2 separate regions of the Homo sapiens genome follow, and region 2 is linked to region 1. A link is an interaction called in ENCODE POLR2A ChIA-PET data of the cell type or tissue named here. Cell type or tissue: A673. All regions are shown on one strand. Each heading gives the region's core, and the rest is flanking DNA. Links, peaks and the distances in the headings are about the cores only.

Region 1 (2,914 bases), core at 265-2,764:
TGTATATTTCAAATAAGCACCATATGTGTATACTATTTATTTTTTATTTTTTAGAGACAGGGTCTCTCCCTTTGTCTTACAGGCTGGAGTACAGTGGCACCATCACAGCTCACTGCAGCCTGGACCTCCTGGGGCTCAAAGGGTCCTCCCTCCTCAGCCTCCCGAGGTAGCTGGGACTATAGGTGCAGGCCACCACGCTCGGCTAATTTTTTTTCATTTTTGTACAGACGGAGTCTCACTATGTTGGTTGCCTAGGCTGGTCTCAAACTCCTGAGCTCAAGTGATCCTCCGGCCTCAGCCTCCTGAATTGCTGGGATTACAGGCGTGGGCCACCGCTCCCGGCCTACAATAATTTTTAACATGCTATATTATGTTGGCTTTTTTTAAAATCTGGTATGGCTGTGTTCCGGGCTGGATCTCTAAAGTGTGTCGTCGAATACACAGTCTCATCTCCTGTCCGCCTAAGTCTTCTCAGCCCTAGCGCCTAAGGGCCAACTAAGACCTAAGACCCGGTCACTGCCCCCAAGAGGCTCAGTTTGGTGATGAAGCCAGACACAAAACAGACAGAGAGCAAGGTCGAAGGTGCCATGAAATAAGTCGCCCCAGGTGGCTCTGGGCGGGCCTAACCCAGGACAGGCTCTCCAGGAAGACTTCCTGGAGGAGGCGGGCCTCAGCTGGACCGCAGGCGGCCAGGAGGAGCTGGGGGTGGTGGTGGTGGGGGCGAGGGTGAAGGTGGTTGGAGATCGGGGGAGAGTGTGAAGAGGAGGACGAGGCCCGGACCTGGGCCTTTCCAGGCAGGCGGCCCAAACGGATCTACGCAGCCAGCCACCCCTCCCAGCTGGGGTCGGCGCGTCCCCCTCCAGGCCGGTGTGGGGAGAGTCTGGCCGTCTGGAGGCCCGGGGCAGCAGGACTGGGAGAGCCGCGGTCTCCTTCCTGTCCCCTGCTCCCGGCAGACCCGCGTTTCCAGGGCCCTGTCCTTTACCCGGGGCGGCCGTCCTCCCATGCCCAGCCTCTGCGAGGCCACCGCTCCCCGCAGCGCCGGTGTCACGGCCCCACGGAGGGCCAGGAGCCTCCAGGGCGCCCCAGCGGCGGGGTGGACGCTGCCAGGCGGTACCACGGCAGGGCCCGCGCCGCCCATCCCGCGCCACGCCCCCACCTCCGCCGGCACCGTTGCCAGCAGCCCGGCTGCGAGCCCGCCGGCGCCCGGCCACCCGCCCGCTGCGTCGCCTGGCAGCGCGCCTGCAGCTGAGTCAGCCTGTGAGTCAGCGCCCCCTGACCGCGCCGCGTCTGGGCCCGGGAGGGACGCAGACGGCGCGGGCGGGGAGGGGGGAGACGAGGAGGGGGAAGGCGGGAAGGACGCGGAGAGGGGCAGGGGGAAGAGGAGGGGGCGGGGCAGGCAACTCGGAGACGGGGAGAGGTGGTGGGGGAGGAGGAGGAGGAGGCAGCAACTCGGGGAGGGGATGAGGAGAGACAGGAGCAGAAGGAGGGAGGGAGGGCAAGCGGGGAGAGGTAGAGGGGAGGCTACCCAGGAACCAGCTCATGCTCAGAGTGTCTCGAAGTCAGGCCTGCACAAGGTTGCCTGAGGCTCCCAGGAGTGTGGCCTGCAGCCTGGGGCACACTGTCTTGGTGATCCAGGTTTTGGCCTATGGAAAGTCTACACTGTGGCTTAAGGTGGTCCTGTTCAAACTTTATTTCAAAAACCTCAACCCTGTATTTATCTTAAGAAGTACACTTTACATCGCAACAAGGTTCCACAAAACCATATTTCTCCCTATACAGGAATGCAGGGATGCACTCTTTACACTATCTGTTCTGGGTCTTTTTGTTGTTGGTGGTGGTTTTTGATGATGATGATGAAACACTAAACTGATTTTATGATCTATTAATAGGTTGCAACCTGCTGTATGAAGAACACCTTTGAAGGTATCAGACGTATCTGTCTTTTCTCTTAAATACAATGCACAGCAGCAGGAAAGGGCCTGCTCACCTGCTGGCCAGAGGCTTCCTGGCTCTCAGCCTCCTTGACTACTTTTTTTGAGACAGGGTCTTGCAGTGTCACCCAGGCTGGAGTGCAGTGGCGCGAACACGGCTCACTGCCGCCTCAACGTCCCAGGTGCAAGTGATCATCCTGCCTCAGCCTCCCAAGTAGCTGGGACTACCGGCATGGACCGCCACACCTGGCTAATTTTTTAATTTTTTGTAGAGATGGGGTCTCACTATGTTGTTCAAGCTGGTCTCAAAAAACTCCTGGGCTCAAGCGATCCTCCTGCCTCAGCCTCCCAAAGTGCTGGGATCCACAACTCCCAATGATTCCCAGGGACCTGAGACAGAGCCTCCATGGGCAATAAACACACCATGGTTTGTGTTTGTTTGTGTTTGGATGTGCATTGAATCCTGGTAACTGTGATTACCTGGGGTGGGAGGGCACTGGGGATGAGGGAGGACTTTTCACTGTACTTTGCTGCTGTTTGAATTTTTGTCACGTATATATTACTTAAAAATGTTTATTTAAAAGCATTTCAGACCTACAAAAAGGTGTCAGAAACAAATGTGACACACAGTCACGCTGCCTTTCTCCCCATTCCACACCCTGCAGAAATCTCTAGCTAGCTTCAGTACTTCTCTGAGGAGTGAGGAGTGGATGAAGCCTCAGAATGCTTTATTTTATATATAATTTTTTTTCCTTTTTTTTTTTTTTTGAGATGAAGTCACACAGTATTGCCCAGGCTGGTCTCAAATTCCTGGGCTCAAGCAATCCTCCTGCCTTGCTCAAGCATGAGCCAGTATGCCTGGCCAAGGAGCTGATTTCTGATCTAGGTCTTGAAATTTTTTTTCTTTTTCTTTTCTTTTCTTTCTTTTTTTTTTTTTTTTGGTAAACTTTTGTTTTAGGTTCACGGTGTATGTGCAGGTTTGT
Region 2 (2,914 bases), core at 253-2,752, 65 kb before region 1:
TGATTCTCCTGCCTTAGCCTGTCAAGTAGCTGGGACTATAGGCGTGCACCACCATGCCTGGCTAATTTTTTGTATTTTTAGTAGAGATGGGGGGGGTTTTACCATGTCGCCCAGGCTGGTCTTGAACTCCTAGACTCGAGCAATTCACCCGCCTCAGCCTCCCATAGTGCTGAGATTACAAGTGTGAGCCACTGCGCCCAGCCTCTGTTTCTTTTTTGATCTAGTCTCTTGCTTTTCTATCAGTTATAGAAAGTGGGGTATTGAAGCCTACTGTTACAGTAGGCCATCTGTTCCTCCCTTCAGTTCTGTCAGTGTTTGTTCATATATTTAGGAGCTCTTATGTTTGCGGTGTGTGTGTGTGTGTGTGTGTGTGTGTGTGTTTGTGTATGTTTATAATTGCTATATCTCATTGGTGAATTGATCCTTTTAAAAATATATAATGTTCTTTGTCTTTTGTACCAGTTTTTGACTTAAAGTCTATTTTGTCTGATATTAGTATAGTCACCCCTACTGTCTTCATTACTATTTGCATGGAATATCTTTTTCTGTCCTTTCTTTGTCAACCTGTGTGTGCTTAGATCTAAAGTGAGTCTCTTGTAGACAGTATGTAGATGGACTCTTTTTTTTAAATTCATTCTGGCAATCTGTCTTGATTTGGGAGTTAAAATTCATTTACATTTAAAGTAATTACTGATGGGGAAGGACTTACTGTTGCCATTTTGTTGTTTTCTGTATCTCTTATAGGCTCTTTTTGTCCCTCATTTACGCCCTTACTGTGTTTCTTTGAGTTCAGTTGATTTTGTTTTTCTTTTTCTTTTTTTTTTTTTTTTTTTGACACGGAGTCTCGCTCTGTCACCCAGGCTGGAGTGCAGTGGCATGATCTCGGCTCACTGCAACCTCTGCCTCCCAGGCTCAAGCGATTCCTCTGCCTCAGCCCCCTAAGTAGCTGGGACTACAGGCACGTGCCACCACGCCCACCCAGCTAATTTTTGTATTTTTAATAGAGACAGGGTTTCACCATATTGGCCAGGCTGGTCTCGAACTCCTGACCTTGTGATCCGCCCGCCTCAGCCTCCCAAAGTGCTGGGATTACAGGTGTGAGCCACCGCGCCCAGCGAGTTCAGTTGATTTTTTTATAGTGGCGTGTTTGGTTCCCTTCTCACTTCCTTTTGTGTATATTCTGTAGATATTTCCTTTGTGTTACCATGAGACTTAGATAAAACATCCTAATGTTATAACAACCTATTTTAAACTGATAACTTTAATTGCATACAAAAGACGTCCTTTACAGCTCCGTCTCTTCTTTATGTTATTGCTGCCACAAATTACATCTTTATATATTGTGTACCCACTAGCAAAGATTTATAGTTTTTTATGCTTTTCTATTTTAAGTCCTGTAAAATAATAAGGGGAGTTACGAACCAAAATTGCAATAATACTGATTTTTATATTTGTCTATGTGTTTACCTTGAAAGGAAAAATGTATATTTTTATACATCTTTGAGTTACTGTCTAGTGTTGTTTACTTACAACCTGAAGGAAGGGACTCCTTTTAACGTTTCTTGCAGGGTAGGTCTAGTGGTAATGAATTCCTTCAGCTTTTGTTTATTTAGGGATATCTTAGTTTCTCCCTTGATTTTGAAGGATAGTTTTACCAGATACAGAATTCTTGGCTGGGCGTGGTGGCTCACACCTGTAATCCCAGCACTCTGGGAGCCTGAGACAAGCTGATCACTTGAGCTCAGGAGTTCGAGACCAGCCGGGGCAACATGGCAAAACTCCATCTCTACAAAAAATAGAAAAATTAGCTGAATGTGATGGCTCATGCATGTAGTCCCAGCTGCTCAGGAGGCTGAGGTGGGAGGATCCCTTGACTACAGGAGGTAGTGTAGTACTGCAGTGGGCTGAAATCACACCACTGCACTCTAGCCTGGGTGACAGAGTGAGACCCTGTCTCAAAAAAAAGAAAGAAATCTTGGTTGACAGGTTTTTCTTTCATCACTTTAAATATATCATTCTATTGCCTTCTAACTGCAGAGTTTCTGCTTAGATTGTCCTGGCAGGGGTAGAGAGAGACTACTAGTAAAGTACTGTACAGTTTTTTGGAAGGCATTGGTAACCACTGTTTATAAACCAAGTCTTCCCCACCTGCCTGTGTACTGTTCCTCTCAGACAGGCAGAAATTATTGAATCAAACTCCATACTGTCTCTTTCTGTGATCTTCCCCTATTGCAGCAGCAGAAGTCCTCTGACGTAAGACTCCCCCTGGAGCAGGTAGAGTGTTGTTTGGAGTGATGTAGATGTCTATTACTTGTACATTAAAGGATTACAGAGATGTTTGGTAAGTCCAAAGGGGTAGGATTACCCAGTGTAGTCATGGGCTAGAAATGTTGCAAAAATACCTGAGCCAAGGTCTCAAGTTGGCTGACTTTGTACTATTAAGCTACAGACATGCACTTCATATGTTCATCAGTTTTTCAATTAGCAATAATCACTCCTTGAGTAAACCTCATTGGCTATGATACTGCCACTGCGCAAAGCTTGTTCATCAGTTTTTGAAGAAAATGGAGTATGTCACAGGATTACTTGCGTGCCTTGTTTTAAGCAAGCTCAACATATAAAAGTAATGGTTTCACCAAAACTTGAAGGTTATTGTTTGGTAAGAGATTCAGCAGAAGACTTTAAAAACATTTTTGTTACTTTAAAGAAGGACTCGAATTACAAAGTTTGAAGAAGCAACTAGTAAAAACACCACTCACTTTAGAAGAAGAGGGTTTAGGTCTGTTCTCCCAAAGACTGGTTCTTACAAAACCCAGGGTCCTGGGCCCAAAGGTTCTTTCTGTGTCATAACTGCTTAAAAATGCGAGAGGAGAGATTCAGGGTGTGTCAGTCCCAAGGACAGACAGCTAGATAT

Evidence for each region. ChIA-PET counts read pairs that join two places held together with the same protein. Peaks named below come from ENCODE experiments on the same cell type or tissue, not always from the same donor. Only the 100,000 strongest peaks of a DNase experiment are listed, where the experiment ranks them.
Region 2: POLR2A ChIA-PET joins it to region 1 with 8 read pairs; 4 of 35 experiments call an interaction of 5 or more read pairs at or near these places.

The regions. Positions count from the first base shown.
Region 1 is chr2:127,406,477-127,409,390 of GRCh38, reverse strand. LOC124908047 (translation initiation factor IF-2-like) reads left to right here. Exons shown (of 3, transcript XM_047446883.1): 2 at 632-1,257; 3 at 1,890-2,914. The coding sequence ends at 1,921. Among named protein-coding and RNA genes, the nearest start is that of PROC, 10 kb to the left of the region's middle. RefSeq lists a silencer at 944-1,383. In A673, for the core only: no CTCF peak of the experiment used is centred there; a DNase peak (open chromatin) is centred at 1,270; H3K4me3 peaks cover 554 bases; H3K27ac peaks cover 1,319 bases.
Region 2 is chr2:127,471,862-127,474,775 of GRCh38, reverse strand. It overlaps the pseudogene RNU4-48P. Among named protein-coding and RNA genes, the nearest start is that of MIR4783, 50 kb to the right of the region's middle. In A673, for the core only: no CTCF peak of the experiment used is centred there; no DNase peak of the experiment used is centred there.